2 separate regions of the Mus musculus genome follow, and region 2 is linked to region 1. The links are chromatin loops, found by intact Hi-C in ENCODE. Cell type or tissue: left cerebral cortex. All regions are shown on one strand. Each heading gives the region's core, and the rest is flanking DNA. Links, peaks and the distances in the headings are about the cores only.

The links. Hi-C counts contacts between places; a loop is a spot of excess contacts. Peaks named below come from ENCODE experiments on the same cell type or tissue, not always from the same donor. Only the 100,000 strongest peaks of a DNase experiment are listed, where the experiment ranks them.
Region 2: a loop joins it to region 1, with 2.4 times the contacts of the local background. A loop is called at or near these places in 6 of 42 quality-filtered maps.

Annotation. Positions count from the first base shown.
Region 1 is chr13:23,829,399-23,838,219 of GRCm38, reverse strand. It overlaps a transcript of Slc17a3 not described here. Among named protein-coding and RNA genes, the nearest start is that of Slc17a3, 5.6 kb to the left of the region's middle. In left cerebral cortex, for the core only: a CTCF peak has its summit at 5,019 (motif pointing left); a DNase peak (open chromatin) is centred at 4,977.
Region 2 is chr13:24,004,608-24,013,428 of GRCm38, reverse strand. Carmil1 (capping protein regulator and myosin 1 linker 1) reads left to right here. Exons shown (of 38, transcript NM_026825.3): 38 at 1-945. The coding sequence ends at 102. Among named protein-coding and RNA genes, the nearest start is that of Scgn, 18 kb to the right of the region's middle. In left cerebral cortex, for the core only: a CTCF peak has its summit at 1,770; DNase peaks (open chromatin) are centred at 3,841 and 4,524.

The DNA of each region.
Region 1 (8,821 bases), core at 296-8,295:
AGGAAATGTTCTGGCTTGATCACATGATAGTCCTATGTCTAGCTTTTTGAGGTACCTCCACATTGATTTCCAACAAAGGGGCTGAGCTCGGAACACCCACACCAGCACACCAGAGGCCAAGCTTGTTCATTTCTTTAGACGATCCTGCCAATAGCTTGGAAGTAGACAACAGATTCATTGCCTTCCAAGCTCGTGAAGGAGTTTGTCCTTGCCTCAAAGGTGAGGTGGTACTTCAAACCCACTGTTTCGTATAGGCAAAAAACAAACAAACAAACAAACAAAAAACAAAAAAACTCTACCTCTCAGAGGCCCCTAGGCTTATGACTCAGCCTGAGCACTGATGTCAAACTCATTCACAGAAAGGAATCTGGGTTCTGTGTGCACTGAGCTCTTCTGGTAGCTCATCTTCACTGTGGCTTTAAGTCCTGTCTTGCTTTATGCTCTCAATGCATCTCCTTTGGTTTTGTGTTTGACTCTAAGTGCTGTAAGAGGACAAACCACTTCTCCATAATGGGAAGCCCTGACTGAAGCTCCTGACTGGAGCTGTTGGATGTGTCATTGAGGTTAATAATTTGAGAAGTCTGGGCCTTGGGGAATGAGGATTTTCTGAAGCATATGTAGTATACGATCTCCATAGTATACAATCTTTCACTGTCTGTAAGAGAAAGAAGTACAGACACAGCTCATATACACATCTGAAATTTAAAGGTAGAAAGGTCTAAGTTCATTATGGAGTCTTAGGAGTTTTACCTCCTGTGTCAATTATTTTTCGCTGAGTCCTTTTTTAAAGAACTCTGTACTCTGGGATAAATAATCAACAACTTTAGAATTCACGTATTTCTAATTCTAAATTAACCAAGTTGGAATATGTGGCTTAGTTTTATAATTTAATTTTTAACTTTACTTTAAAATGTTCATGGTTTTAACCATGTACTTGGTTTGACTTCATAAACAAAAAGACCCAACATGCTTCTACACTGAAAAAAAAAATCCAATTTTGCCTCACCTGTACAATTAGTTTTTAAACATTTGAGTATGAATTGAAATATTTCTTTGACTTAGATCATTTTACTCACCTTTTAGAGATTACACCTTTTCTTCTCTGATGAGCTTGAAACTACTTTGTGTTGACATGAAAATCTTCGGAGCAAATAGAGTGCACACATCCTCACTTTGATTTGAGTATCCAAGGAATGCTTTCCTTAAGTGTGTGAACAGTTGTCCTTAATTATTATCTGTAGGATGGCTCCATGTCTGACCAACATCTCAGAGGAAATCAGTGCCCAGTTGAGGCAATCACAGAAGCCGGTTATCTCTAGGCTGAAGGCCAACCCCGGATAGAGGAAGGTCAATTTCTGTGTACTCTCTGCTTAAACCTCACAAAGTCCAGCATGGATCAGATGGAGTACGCTGAAGCTGGACACCACAGAGGCTTGGCTCAGTGGCAGTGGGCATTCCCTGGAACCTCAGAATCTAAGCCGTGAACCCAAATGGCGTGTCATCTCTACTCAGCATCTAAGTCCTCTTTAGAATTTCTGGCAAATGTTTTTGCCTCCATCCTTGGTCAGGTTACACTCTTATTTTGCCTCTTGTTCTCCATGACAAATTGGGTCATGGACATGAGTCATAAATCTAATATCCAGTCATGTACTGGTGCTATACTGCTCCTAGTGGGAGTTCATCTCTGTTATTTTGTTTCCTATTAACTGAGCAAAATGATGTCTGTATTTTCTGTTACAGTCCCATGTTCAATCTTGTGCTGGACTGCCTCACTGAGAATATTCCTCACCTCTTTTCTTAAACATGCTGTCTTCTGGTGCACTTTACAGTTTAAATGTGAAGTATGCCAGTAGCCAAGGAACATTCCCCCAAAGCTGTAAAACTACACAGTACCAGAGATAATGGCCACTTCCTTTCACTCCTTCCTCCCTCCCTGCCTCTCCTTGATTGTAATACAGTGTATTGCAATCATGTCCACCAACCATTTTTTTCACCTCCAGCTCCTTCTGAGCATATCCCCCTCCCAATATAATAATGCCTTTACCCCCTTTAATATTCTACTGTATCCAGTTAGTCTTGCCTGCATGTGCATGTGTGCATATTGACTTGTTGTAAATATGTCAGTAAGTATTTTTGATAGGATTAATTAATTAACTTCGAGACAAGGTCTTACTGTATAGCTCTGGCTGTCCTTGAGTTTACTATGTGGATCAGGCTGGCCTCAAACTCACAGAGATCTGCCTGTCACTGCCTCCCAACTGCTGAGATTAAAGGTGTGTGTCGCCACTCCCAACAGGGTTCCTAAATTTAACTACTTATATTAATGCGTTTTCATTCGTGGGTATACTTTTTCTGTTAACTTTGGTGCTCTATTCTTGAGGCTATTGCATTGACTTTGTTAATTGATTTTGGAGCCCTGAACTCATGGATAGATGTATATATTCCACAACTTAAATGCCAGTTATTACTTAGGTGTGAATTAAGGCTTTCCTGGCACTTAAGGTATGCCTTCAGAGAAGAGAGTAAAGATTGTGTCATTGAACCAAGTAGAAAAGATTTAGCATGTTGAATGTGGGCATACTGCTCTTAACTGGAGTGTGTGTGTGTGTGTGTGTGTGTGTGTGTGTAGGCCAAAGATCAATCTTGGATTCTATTCTTCAAGCACTTTGTCTTAGGATTTTTCTTGGTGTAATAAGACACTATTATTAAAAGTAGCCCAAATAGGAGAGGGTTTATTTTGCTACATTTCTATGTAATAGTCTATCACTAAGGGAAGTCAGGGCAGAAACTCAAGCATGACAGGAACCTGGAGGCAGGAACTGAAGTAGAGACAATGGAAGGACAATGGAAGAACACTGGTTTCTGGCTTGGTCTTCATAGCTGGCTTAGCCTGCTTTCTTATACCATCCCAGAACCACCTCCCACCTAAAATGTGGCACTGCCCACAGTAAGCTGGGCCCTCCGATAGCAATCAGTAATTAAGAAAATGTACTATAGACTTGCCTACAGGCAAATCCTATGGAGGCACATTTTCATTTGAACTTTTCTTCCTAAATGACTCTAGCTTGTATCGAGTTGACATAAAACTCCAGAACACATTGTCCACCTTACTTTTAAGGACAAGGTCTCTCAGTGACCTTCAACTTGCCAAGCAGGCTAAGTCGGTTGCCAGCCAGGCTCAGGGATTAACTCACCTCATCCTTTCCAGTGCTTTAATTACAAACACAGGTCACTAGGCCTTTCGTGCTCACATAAGTTCCAGGGATGAAACTTGCATCCTCATGCTTGCGGGGCAAATGGTAACCACGGAGCTCCCAGACCATGAAACAGTTTTATTATTCCAAGGTTTAGTTCTTCAAGATGGAGGAAGATTTTAATTCAGTACTTTTAACAATGCAAAGGATAATTCATATCTTCTTCCTCCTCTCTCTCCTTCCTCCCTTTCTCCTCTAATTATTTTTGGGGAGGGAAGAGGACGTGGGGGAGGGGATGGGGCTAAAACACACCATGTAGTTGAACCCACACAGATCTGCCTGCTTCTGCTTCCCTGGCACTGGGATTAAAGTGTGAAAAACGTCACTGGGCTTTCCTCCTCCTCTTCCTCCCCTTCCTCGTCCTCCTCTCCTCTCCCCCTTCTTTCCCTCTTCCTTCTCCTCCTTGTTTTTACCTTGTCCTACATTACCTTTATAAAGATGCAAAGTTTGCCTTGGGATTGAGTTTTGTTCCTTTCAAGTTCCAATATTTGTATTAAAGGTTTGGTTTGGTTCCTTATATATTGATACTTGCCTTTATCATCCAGATTCCACACCCACCCACCCTCCAGCCACTAAATCAGAATAGAGGTCTGTTACGATCAGCCAGTAAAAAGGATTAGGGGCCAGACCTATTTACCGGCTTCCGCATTACACAGTTAAGTTTTTACTGTGCTCATTGAGTGTGGCCTCTATTTGTCAGAACTGTGCTTAGAAGTGGTAGAAGTCCAGATGAAATTTTTGAGGGAGTGACCCTACCCACACACGAATGACCATTCACAACAAGAGCTTGGTCAGGTCAAGGACCCTGACATCTCAGACACGGGAATGGCAAGGCCTTCTCCATCAGGGGAATGGTAAGGCCTTTCTCTGGTTCAGATACTAATGCTGATAAACTGGTGATCATTGGCTCTAGAACTGTGTAAAAAGTAACAGACACAGATTCCTCCTCCCTGATGACCCGAGCCTGGGACCGCTCTACCAAGATCAGCTAACTACCTCCTCCCTCAGATGTATATAATAAATGTGCTGAGTATCAGCGATGCTGGTGCTTCTCCATCAGAGACCACAGCTTTTCTGTCTCTGTGTATATATGTCTGTGATTTATTTCTCACTGTCCCATTCAGGTCAATCCCAGAGTCACACAGGCCGTTGGGAGAGATGGAGGGTGTGGAAGGGCACAGAAGGACAAACAATAGAGACAAACCTGGTCCTGGGACCACAGCAACGAGAACTAAATCTCTTTTTTGTAACACAGTACCAAGCACTCATTTTTGCTGTCTGCTTCTTCTTCTCTTCATCTGCAAGAGAATATAAACAGCTCTGCTGCCACTTCTGGAATCTCATTTTCCACAAAAGGGAAGAAGCTCAAGTACTGAGTCTGAGAGAGCCCCGGAAAGGGTCCTGTGGACTCAGCTCAGAATATTCTTTGCCTTTGAATCAATTGCTGGGATGTGATAGCATCAAGTACTCTGATTGGCTACTCTCCTCATCACAACACAGCTATAAATTATCTCTCTCATAGATGCAGTGCCTCATAAAAATTACTATAAATGAATAAACAGGCCAGGGACGGTGCCCCACTCATTCAATCTAGCAGTTGGGAGGCAGAGGCAGACAAGTGGATCTCTGTGGTTTTTTTATAGCCACTGTATACTAGCGTGTTGGTGTCCACAGGAGTTGCTGTTGCACAGTTGCTGATTCAGGCCGGCCACAGCGAACTTCAGGGGATCCGAGCCAGATCTTGGTTCCTGTGTTCCTATAGCGCCCTCTAATGTTGAAGGAGAAGCTTGCAATCAGTTTTTTTTCAAGGATTCATTCATTCATTCATTCATTCATTCATTCATTCAATGTATATGAGTATACTGGCACTGTAGCTGTCTTGAGACACACCAGAAGAGGACACTGGATTCTGTTACAGATAGCTGTGAGCCACCACATGATTGCTAGGAATTGAACTCAGGACCTCTGTAAGAGCAGTCAGTGCTTGTACTACATGCATGTGACACCTACTTGGTTTGTGCAGTGCTGGGGTTCAAAGCTGGAGGGACTGGAGCATGTGAGACAAGCACTCTACCAGCTGAGCTACATCCCCAGACCATCTGTGTCTTTTGATGAGCCCACTGTTCATAGTCTCATAGGCTTCACTTTCTTTTGTGGCTTAATTTCTTCCAAAGACCAGGTTCCTAATACCATCATTTTGAGAATTAGGATTATAGTCCTGATGTTTTGGGGATTTGAGCCATAGCATGAATATTTGCGGTTAGGGTTGTTACAAGGATTTTTTTTTTCTGGGTCAGGACTGGACCATGTTTTAGGGATTTCGACTGTAGCATGGCTGTTTGTGGGTTAGGACGACAGCACGGCGGTGGTTTAGGACCATGGCATAGATGTTTTGAGTGTAGGATTGTGCTATGTATTGGGGGGGGGGGTTAGAACTGTAGCACAGGTGTTTTGGGGGTCTCAGATTGCAGGATGGATAGTTAAGAACACAGATGTTCAGCTTATAGTACATTTCACTGCTTTTGTTTTTTGTTTGTTTGTTTTTTGTTTTTAGAACAAATCAAATCAAGACCAGTTTAATGTTACATCACTGTTTTGTCACTGTCATCAGAAAGGCTCAGATTTCCTGTGATAAACGACAGAAGCTATAAGTTCACGAGTCACTGAGAGGTGGAGTCTAAACCAGAACGGAGCAAGAGAAACAAATCAGCTCCTTCCCCAAAACATGGTGGTCTGCACATACTTCCCTGAAGGAGCCTTCCAATGTACAGATCCATTTTAATTGCATGTAAAACTGGTGGTAAATGAGCTTGGAAAGTTCCTCTTCAGCCTGCCCTATCTGCTCCAGGGAGGACCACAGGGCATCCCACTATGGGACATCACAAAGTACATGCAATTTGTTCATGTGCGGATCTGGGCAGTTGCTTGGGTATTGGGACAGAACAAATCTGCTACATAAACCATATGGATATTTTGTTGTTGTTGTTGTTTTCCTAAGTTAAGTCACGTCAAAATGCATTATATAATAGTCAAGCTATTTTTTTAAAAAAAACTCATAATGATTATCACAGATTTTATTTTACCACATATAATAGCTTTATTTCATTTATCTTGCTCCCACATTACCGACTTAAATTTTTATTTGTAATCAATTGTTACCACATGTGCATTTAGAAACTGCTAAGATACATGCGATTCTGTTCTCTTTTAATGTGTACATGAATTACCTTTGTGACTCTCACCTTCAGCAGCAAAAAGAACCCAGAACCGTGGAATAATATCCCCAAAGTGCTCAAACAGAACGCTTTGCAATCTAGCATTTTATGCACAATTAAGTGAATTCAAGGATAAGGGTGAAACAAACACATGAACACACCCTTAAAGAAAGACTAAGAAAATCTTCTGCTCAGAAAGATAGTTAATTTAATGTATAGTAAGGGGAAATAGCAAGCTTATTTTCACCTTATGATCTTAAACATCATGAAGTTTTATAACCTTGTTGTAAGAGTCATGTTCCTGCTCCATATTTGTGGGCTTAACCAGGCTATTTTAAAGCCTGTGGTGGTTTGAAAGTGGATGATCCCCATAGGCTCATTTGAATACTTGATCCCAATGGGAGAAACTGTGTGGGAAGGATTATGGGGTGTGGCCTTGGAGGACCACTGAGGACTTTGAGGTTTCAAATGCTTTAGCCATTCCCAGTTAGAACATCTCTTGTTCTAACTTCTACTTGGGAATAAGAGCGTGAGCTCTGGGCTACTGCTCCAGTTTGCCATGCCTGCCTGCCTTCTGTTGTGCTCCATAGCTACCTTGGACTCACCCTCTGAACCTGCAAGCCTCTTCTCGTAGCTGTCTTGGTTATGACGGTTTGTCACAACAATTGAAAAGTATCTACGACAACACCCCTACTTCATTTACTGATATTCATTCAGAAATAAAGCAAAATAAAACAAAATAAAAACCTTTAGAAGAGAAAATTAAAAATTTGAAGTCTCCTTTGCAATTAGTGGCATCCTGGGCCACATTAAAAAAAAAATCTAAAACCCCAAAAACAGACCCATAAATGTTTTCCTGCTTAGAGACCGTATGTTAGGTCTGGATATGCATCAAATGACTCTGCAGAAAGCCCAAAGACGGCACAGAGGAACACAGGAGCTAGACAGTCTCAATGGCTTACAAAAATCAATCATTTACCTACTTTATACTTCATGATCTTTGGGATTGGCTGTAGCCTGATCTGTGTTCCCTCATTCAGGACCTTCGTTGATAGAAGATGCTCTATTGGAGCATAAGAGGTAGCCTTATGGGGAGAAGATAAAGGAATTGGGTAAGTCATAATTTCCTTGGACAAGGGAAGTCATGTAGGAAAGTGCCACCCACCATCACACAGGGAAGGGCAGAGATATGCATAAAATGTACCATTTATCACTGTCTGAAATATGGATCACATTTGATTCGTGGTCTTTTCTACACATAAAACATATTCAGTGGGTAAACCTCACTGGGTCCCAAAGTCACATTCAATCGCTACCTCATCTGGATTCAGGTCCTTTTGCTTTGAAAACTCAATAAACCACATTTTTCCCAAGTCTACTCCACCCAATGACCCCCTGTCCAACAATGGGCCAGAAACAAAATAACTACAGAAACAGGAAACAGTGGCCATTTGTCCAATGAGATTCTGAAATCCCTCTAGGACAGCCCCACAGTTCACTGTGTTCCCTGGCCCTTAGCTCCATGTTGATGAGAGTCTCTTCTCTGTTATTTTCTTGGCCACATTAGAAGACACTGGCAAATAGGCACAACCTTAGGAATAGAGCTGTTTTCATAGTCCATATTCGGACAAAAAAGATGAGTGTCCCAATACACCATTTCTCTCTCTCTCTCTCTCTCTCTCTGTGTGTGTGTGTGTGTGTGTGTGTGTGTGTGTGTGTGCGTGAGAGAGAGAGAGAGAGAGAGAGAGAGAGAGAGAACTTACATGCCATGAAATCATGACATGCATGTATGCATGTAAAGGTCAAAGGATAACATGGGTTACTGTCCTTTCCTTCTGCCATGTTTAAGACAGAATCTCTTGCTGTTTACTGTTGCTTATGCCTGCTGTCTGGCCAGGGAGCTCCTAGAGATTCTCTTGGCTCTATCTTCTGTCTTGCTATAGATGTGCTAAGATTTCAGGTGTGTGTGCCACTGTGTCTGGCTTTTATGTGGGTTCTAAACTAAACTCAGATTATCATGTTTACACAATAAATAGTTCACTCACTAAACCCCAAGGCAACATTTTAAGTTCCAAAAAGTTACCGTCACCTTTAGTTCAGGCTAATTGGTGTAACAGTCCCAATTCTTTCCTTTTTTTTTTTTTTTTTTTTTTGGTGTAGTCCTTATTTAATTAGAACCAATTTTACATGCTGACCTATGTTCCTCTTACTTGCTAACCTGCCCCTCCTCCTTTCAGTCCATCTGGAGATTTCTGGTTCTCCCTCCAATTCTTCACCTGAGTTTTGCACACCTTGAGTTTGTCCAGCTTTTGTGATAAAGTCCTCCATTCTGTTTTCTGAGTTGTTTTGCTG
Region 2 (8,821 bases), core at 1-8,000, 180 kb before region 1:
TATCAAGAACAGAAGCAACGGTCCTCGGGCAAAGATGGTCACCAAGGGAGCAAATGCAGTGACTCTGGAGAAGAGGCAGAAAAAGAGTTTATTTTTGTGTAATGGTGCCCACCCCAAGCCTCTCCATGCAGGGCGCTCTCCTCAGCTCTCAGAGAGGAGCCAGGGCCAGTACCTCTTCTCTCTTCTCTTGGTGCTTTCTTCTTTCTCTCCTTTCTTCTTTCTCATTTATATATATTTTCAAATTTTTGGTCTTCCCCCATTCTTGGCATTTGATTTCTAAACACTGTTTCTTATGCCTTCAACAAAAAGCCAGCAATTATTCCATGGGCCCTACTTGAATTTCTCTGAGGCAGCTACACATTGCCCTGCATGGTGAGTTGTTTTTGGAAATTAATGAAGTAACTGGACTCACACCCAAGTAACAATCCGGGAGGTCCTGGGGTGCTACAGGGTGTGTTTGTGTCAGATCCACACATAACTCGATAGAGCAATTTATTCTTGATGTATGCAATTGCACATTGTAATTATATTAACAGAGCACACTAATAAATAATTTGTATAAATTATAAATATTAGATCTTGGGCACAGTTCTTACATTCTTTTGTGGGACATTTCCTTCCCCATGTAGAATTGTACATTTAAACCTTGGTTGGTAATATTTGCAGACCATCGGCAAGCACAGCTAAAAACAGTGTGAGAAGCTCAGATTCATGTATATACTTGATTGGAATGAGGTCTTATAAATATTCATGTTTCTGAAGGCCTTTAATTTCTGTCTGCTTATTAGTTTTTAATGTGTGGTTTTTAAAAGAAAATTTTGGCACCTGTAAAAAAAATCTAAATACTACTCTTTATAAAACATCTCACAAATATTCACTTACATTACAAGCTGAAAGTATTTTATTCATATGTATATTTATACCAATAAAATAATTTTACAAGTGGAACTTGACTTCTTCCAGTTCTTGTGTGAGGACTGACTTATACGGTCAACCTGCAGCTTGTTACTAAAATTTAGAATAATCACAGTCCACAGATAATCATATAACCTAGAAATTATTACTTTCAAAATAAAGATAATTTGATAATTCCATAGTCTGTGCTTTGCACCAGAACACAGATGAAATTTACTAGAAGGTCACAGAGTTCTTTGTGTGCACCATACTCAGCTCCATGAGTTTAAGGTCACGTGAGTGATGTTGGCTTGGGTCAGGCAGTATGCTTACAGGATTGGGGGGTGGGGGGGAGGACCAACACAGATGGGGTTTGTGTGGTGTCACTGTTTGCTTCATCCCCTTCTCTTTGCCACCCCTGGGTGACTGACCTGGGAGGGAGTTCCAGTCCTAAAGGCTGAGCCACTCGATTTCATCCCATGACCTCATGGTAAGATTGTTCTGTTTAGATGTGGCCAGTACAGACGTGACCAGACCCACGTTGGTGTTGAACTGCAGAAATGGATGTGGACCTGCATGCAGGCTGTTTGGTGGTTTGGTCAGCAGACTCATGGCCCAACTAAGCCCACACTTGGAATAAGCAGTCCTATTGAGGATATCAGTCCTCCCTGCCTCCCAACTCTGGAAGTCTCAGAAAGTGACATTTATACAAAGCCTTGAACTAACACCTTTCTAAGTCCAGGGTCTGTGTGTGGTTCTTAGGTGTACTGTATTATTATCTGATGAGTTATAATTGAGGACAAGTTTATGAGCATTTAAAAGGGAAAGCACAGATCAGAGAAGCTGAACATCCTGGCAGCTGCCACAGGAGGGAGATGGAGAAGAGAAGAAGCCATGCCTTTGAGTCAAGAAGCCACTACATGGCAGAAGGGAGGGAGCTTCAGATAAATTATTAAAATAGTACAAAGGACCAGAGAAAGCATTCATTGACTCAGGCCAGCATCACAGAGAAAACAGCAAGTTGTTACCTTTCTGAGTGAGGACCAGAGAAGTCAGGCAGACATAACAGAGCTTCATGGTGGCTCTGGCCACTCCCTTAAAACATATCTGGCCTCAGATGGAGTCATAGGGAGAAATGGGAACATATACAAAGTGCTGTGATCGAGCCGGGCGTGGTGGTACACGCCTTTAATCCCAGCACTCGGGAGGCAGAGGCAGGCAGATTTCTGAGTTTGAGGCCAGCCTGGTCTACAAAGTGAGTTCCAGGACAACCAGGGCTATACAGAGAAACCCTGTCTCGAAAAACTTTAAAAAAACAAAAAAACAAAAAACAAAGTGCTGTGATCAGTCCTAAAGTCAATGGCGATCAAATTTGCCAGCAGGGTACACCTGCTGCCCATGAATGACATGCTTGGGGTTTCAGTGTAGGAGAAGACAGGCTGTGAGGAACTGTGATGTTTGATCAAGGAGCTGGAGCTTGCCTCTGCAGTAGGAACCACTGTCAGTTTTTAAGCAATGATGTAATCGGAACAAGGAGCTGTCACCAGGTACTGCAGGCAGACAACGACCCAGAGAAATAGAAGAGCAAGACTAACTGTATTCTGTGGGGCAGAACCCTAAGGTAACATCCTGACATGCAAGGCTGACAGCCCACAGCAACTGGCTTCCAGCTTGGCTGAGGTGGCCATGCAAAGGGTGGCCTTTACTCATAGGCCGCCTACTGTCCTGCCCTGAATGCCTTCCTGCTCAATTCTCCATTGCTTCTTCCCAGGCTCCTTTCGTGGTGATCACCAGATTGTAAGTGTGTGCTACAGGTTTCTCCTGCCTCTGATTCCCTCCAGCACAAGTCTTTATAGGCTCGCTAGAAGCATATCTGGAGACTCATCCATCTCAGCATCTATTCCTCAAAGAGTGTGGAGTGATACATTCCTTCATACCTTATCACCTTTCATCAATCAGTCCTCAGAAGCACAGGAGAAAAGGCTACTCTAGAGGACCTGTGACCGGATACCATCTGCCTTCATTCCTAAAGTCCGGTGAAAAGCATCAGTCTTCAGTTAGAAACATGGTGGAGTCAAATGCTGGGAGAGCAACAGAGTCTTCAGCTGCAGGACCCAGCCTGGGAAGCTGGAGGAGAGCAGAGGCTTCCACAAACCAAGAGGCCTGTATGTGAAGAGAGCAAGAGGACCCTTAGGAAGAGCCTGGCATCCTAGCCCAGTGTGGCGCTGCATGGATTTTATTTTGTTCTTTTGGTTGTATAATATGCAAAGCTTGAGCTAAAGGTAGACAGGATGTTCACACCACGCATCTCGGTGATGTGAAACAAAGGATGCTTACATTGCATGGCTTTATTAGAACCTAGTTTTCCATTTTATTTTATTTTATTTTATTTTATTTTATTTTATTTTATCTTTCCTTGGTTTACCGTTGGCCAGTTTGGGTCAATTGTCAGTCATACATTAGAAGTTAATTTTTCAATGAAAAATTGGCCACTGGAAAACCTGAGGAGCATCCTGGGTGGGATATTGGGCTCATTAGGAAGTACAGTATGCGAGAGACAAGATGTGGCCGTGACTTTGACCCTTTCCTGTGGTCGGCTCACTTTTGTTGATTACTTGTTTTAAAGCTCCATTTACCACCCAGCCTTGGGTTCTCAGAGGAGAAATAAAACATCAACTCTAGGATCCCAGCATGGCTGCGATTTTTCAGAGGAGTTCCCTCAGTTTTGCCTGTCAGAATCCTAACTTGAGATGACTTTGGAAAGATGGTGGTTCTACTCGTTGCACTTGCTAGACTGAAAAAGGACTACCATAGTAGGTCTGCAATGAAAGTCATGTGGCCTTCATTTATGGACACAATGCCTTATGTCGCTTGTAAGGGCTCCTAGTTAGAAAAGTCCTACATGCCAAAGGAGATGCAGTGGTGTGTTGGGGGTTGGATGTGTAGTACTGATTAGAAAGCTGCTGACTTGTGATGCCAACCACCTCTGCTTTCACAGAGCCCACACTTACATAACTTCCACGTTCATAGTCCTACCCTTTCCAGAAACATGCTGGCTAAAAGACTTTGGGTTCTGGGCTCAAGGTGATCCATGCCTTTGGATAACGGACTATCTAAAGTGTTACTAACACCATGGGCATACAGATGGCAATATACCAGGACTCTGATGACAATTCAGGCTCCAGTCTTTAAATATACAGCATGCTAAGGGCTCTCCTGAGAGTTCAGGTACAATAGGCAGAGTTGGATTTCTTTATAGGTCTAAGGAAAGGGAGGTTTTTATATCAGATAGTTTATTAATAGCTCATTGCATGAGCCTGTAACCAGGCTGTCTCTGGTTTCTGCATGGTAGGAGAGGAGATGGAGTCTGCACTGGGGGTTTGTGACTGGGGGTGGGGGGACGTATGGAAGGTGAGCACACATGGCTGTGTCTCACTGTGAAGTTAGCTGTCTGAGCTTTGGAGTCGGGCACTCTGAGCCTATAAATTTTCTTGGAACAATGAAAATGGCACCAGCCACTCTGGAAGTAAGCCACCACATGTCCCAAGTCACGCTCTTGGTGGGGAAATTGGCATTTCCTCTACAGCAACAGCAAGACAGGCTGAGGGAGCCTGAGGAGGTGTCTGCTCTGGGTTCCAACACCTCCTTGCATTTTTGAACCTTTAGCTCAGCTGCTAAAGCAGAGAAGACAAGAAGAACAAGAAGAGCCACAGTGGTCTCTATCTGCCCCATGCCTCTTACTTGTAACTGTTGTCACCAGTTTGACATTTTCTTTGTCAGAAATATCTCAAAGTCAGGCCAGGTGCAGTAGCACATCCCTGTAATTCCAGGACTCAGGAAGTAGAGGCAAGAGATCGGGAGTTAGAAGCTACATAGTGACTTTGACCTAGCTTGAGCTAAACAAGACACTGCTTCAGCTCGGAGAAGGAAATTTCTCACAATCAGAAGAAATGGATTGTGTTGCCCAAGGGCACGGTTCTTGCTGTCATAGGCTGATGACAAATTTCAAGGCAAGTAGGAAAATCCAGCCATGTTTCATTTTTATGGCCTGCACTAGATTCTGACCAGCAGGCTGCTGTACTACAGGTCCAGCTTACATGGGAGCCTGTCTCATCCCTCCACACCCAGCCCCCAGCACACCTCTGCATCTCCTTTGGCATGCAGTGATCATGGGCTGCCTCAGCCAACAGTAGAACTATTCACGTGAACTCAGTGTCTGGAGTTGTAAAACATGCCTGTGTCATGAGAGTTTGAGGCAGACAGACACCTGCTGGGAAGATGAGCTGGAGCTCCAAGACTCCAAACCCCCGCAGATTCAGAGTGAAAATGGATGAATCCTGCATGCAAGAGCATATTAAACCCTGTAGTGACCAGGGAGGAGGGCACCCTGCAAGAGGAAATGCTAGTGCCAGGAGAAATTCATAGGAGGGACATTCCTAGGCTGTTCTGGGAAGGCAGCACATCGCCCCTGATCCTTCCTCAGGAGTGAAACACTGGCTGGTTCCCTCTTCCCAGGAGCACAGGCACTGTGGACTTCTGGCTCTCTTAGCAGCACTGCTCACATAGAGAGGCCCTGGCATGCTTCTCTGTGGTCAGGTCCCTTAGAGGCTATTGCTTGTCACTCTCACTGATATCTCCTGGTTTTTCTTCCCAATGCCAACTCTATGCAGTCAGGGAGACTCATGGGGCCTTGGAAACTCCTTGGGCCCATTACAGAAGATCTCACACCATGCCTATGAATGTCACACTCTCTAGAGTTTTCTTTAGGGCTCACAAGACTGCCAGAAAGGACCAGAACCACCTCACTCTATTGTCTCTAGATAGAAGGACAGAGCTATAGTGCCCTTCCAGCTCTAGAGACACATGCTGCATCCATCTCCTCCCATGCATTGATGGGGTCTTCCCTGCCCAACTACAGAAGAAGAAACTTCCAAGTGAGAGGTCAGGAGAAACCACTTGCCATCAAGGATGTGATCTGTTAGCTTAACTGCTAGGCTCCAGGAAAAGGTCTCTGAGCCACAGCCAGCTCCACTATGGCCCAGGCATACTTGGCAGAAGACAGCCACTTCACTGATATCTTTTTAAAGCTCAAGATGGGGCCCTTTGGCAATCCACAGTCCAGGGAGGATTTGGGGCACCTGAGAACTTGAGTTCTAAGGCTCAGAAAGCTTCATTTTTAAAAAACTTTATTCACTACTTAGAGTTCCTTCTATGAATGCTGTCATCCGCAGTGTCTGACAGAGATTACTTCTAGAATTCCATGCCCATGGATATCAAAATCCACAGGTTTACATAAGGCCTTTACATAAAATGGAGTCATATTTGTATGTAACTTGTACACATTGTTATTCAGATAGTCTGACAATGTACCCCAAGCTAGCCTCAAACTCACCGTGTAGCCCAAGTTGTCCTTGAATTCAGGATCCTTCTACCTCTGCTTGCTAACTGCCAGGATTACAGGCATGTTTCACCAATTCCAGCAAACACTTTAAAGTTTTCCTAATATCTTCATTCCTCAAATGCTGAATGAGTGGAAACAGAAGGTTGACTGTCTATGCTACAAACCATGTTATTTGTATCTTGGACAGTGTAAATCACAGCTAAGATTGTAATCAGCACAGGTATTACAAACATTATTACAGTCATCCCTATTTCACAATTACAGTACTTAGAGACTACACTCTGCTATACTGTTAATGAATCAGTAAAGAATTGCATCCATTTCTGAATTAGTATGTGTATGTGTTTGTATTTGTGTTTGTGTATGTATAATGTGCACATTGTATGCTATTGATAAACTGTACTCTAGGCCCCAGCTTTAAAACATTTTAAATTACATTTCAGCATAGCTGATTGTCTCTGTAAGACTCCTCTATTTTATTCATGTTGAATCTTAATTCTAAGCAGTTCCTAAGCTTCACATGACAACCCAAAGAATGATGGACAAATATGTTAAGGCCAACTCAAAACCCTCTACAGGTCCAGTAGGACAGAAACACTTATGTTCTCTCAGATGTTTCTGGAGATAAGTTGGAAAGGAGTGTGGTTCCTTCTTCTGCCTTCCACATATCAGATATTCCCCTGCAAATCTTTCTCACTGGGTTGCAAAGGTATGTCAAATTTATGTCAACAGCTATTTAGGAGGAGACAGTGGTTTTCAAAGTTGAAACAGGGACACAGACTTCAGAATATTGCCATATTCATCCCAAATGCTCTCAGGAGGTAGGGTGAGCCGACTCTGTGTGCCTGCTACCTCTGGACAGACAGGAGAGAAATTACTTTCCTATGTCCAAAGGAGCACTGAAGGCATTCTGTCTTCTTAGAGATGGCCTCAGAGGATGATGTCATACAGTTTCTTTTGTTGGGTATGGTGAGATACAAGATGGAAGGTTCTTAGGAGATAGTCGGTGACACATGTTATATACTTATAGACATTAGAGTGTCATAGAAAAGAAGCTATCCAAGACTACCCTTCAGAGGACCTTCATTTATAGCATCATGGCCACAGGTGGCCATGATAGGTTCCAGAAGAGGGAGAGAACAAACCCTCAGCTCAGAAAGTGATTTTTTTAGGACAGCTGTCAGAAATAGTGTGATGGAGGGGTCCTAAAGAGAGAGAGGTGGGGGTAAGAGGGCCTTTAGTTCTGGAAAGCAAAGCAGGAGTTTCTTATTCTTAGAGGTTTGGGGGAACAGGGGTGTTAGTTCTAGCCTCCATATTAGAAGGCATAGGACACTGATAGAGAGGATTGTCCTGGGTCTAGGAATGGGTGGGGACATGTGGTGGAGCTACAAGATAAAGGAAAAGAACTCAGGAGGGCTACAAGGCACTGTGCTTGCTTATCAATGCCCAGAGAGGGGGAAGAGAAAGCAGTTAGAAGATCTGTGATCCAACAGTCCATGTCTCAGCAATCAGAAGACTAGAGCAGAAGGATTGGCGTGAGTTTAAGGCCAGCTTGAGATATATAACATATACCGGGCCAGTTAAGGCTATATAATAAGATCTCATCCCAAAATACAGGAGGGAGACTAGGGGACAGGCAGGAGGAGGAAGGAGACAGTGACTGACTCCCAGTTAAGTGTGCAGCCCTCTCTACACAGGGCCATGTGGGAACAGCAAGTTTGGTCAAGCAACAGGGGAAGCAAGGTTTCATATTGAGTTTTCTGCAAAAAAGGATGGTGAGGCAGGCTGTTATAAACTGAAGGTGAAATGTCCTCTGCAGGCTCATGTATTTGATTTGGTCTTTGTCTTATGGCACTGTTTGGGGAAGCTGGTAAGGTAGTCACTTATGGGTGATCACATACAGGTGGTCATAGTCCTGCTCTGTTTCCAGTCTCATTCCTGCCTTCTACCCACTACCATGTGGATCAATGGCCACTACACGTTCCCAGTGCCATGGACCAAGCTACACTGCTTGTCTGTCCTACCATGATGGACTGACAGCCTTCAGAAACTGTGAGCCCAAGTAAACCTCAACTCCCTTAAGATGTTTCTGTCAGTTATTTTGTCACAGTTATGAGAAAAGCAGCACACAGAGTACCCAGGCTTAGGACTGACTCATTTAAATAATTTCAACTATTGGCTGACTGGGCTTCTCGTTTAGGAGTGTGCACCTATATTCATTCATTAAAGAACACTATGTAGCGGGGAGTCTTATAAGTTCCACAGCTGTGCAGTAGATAAGTGTAGGGATGATTTGCAAACCATCGGGAGTTGTCTAGTTCTCTAGTACCAGATCCTGAAGGTGAAGGGTGAAGGTGCAGGGAAGAGTGACCCAGAGGACGCGGGCCATTTAGACTCAGGAGCTGTGGTGAGCATGAGACTGGGGTGGTCTCGAAGCCAGGAGACTGTGGGGACACAAGGCTATGGAGGAAGGAGGTTGGAAGGATATGGGGCACAGGAGACAATGGAAGCCAAAAGACTGCAAGA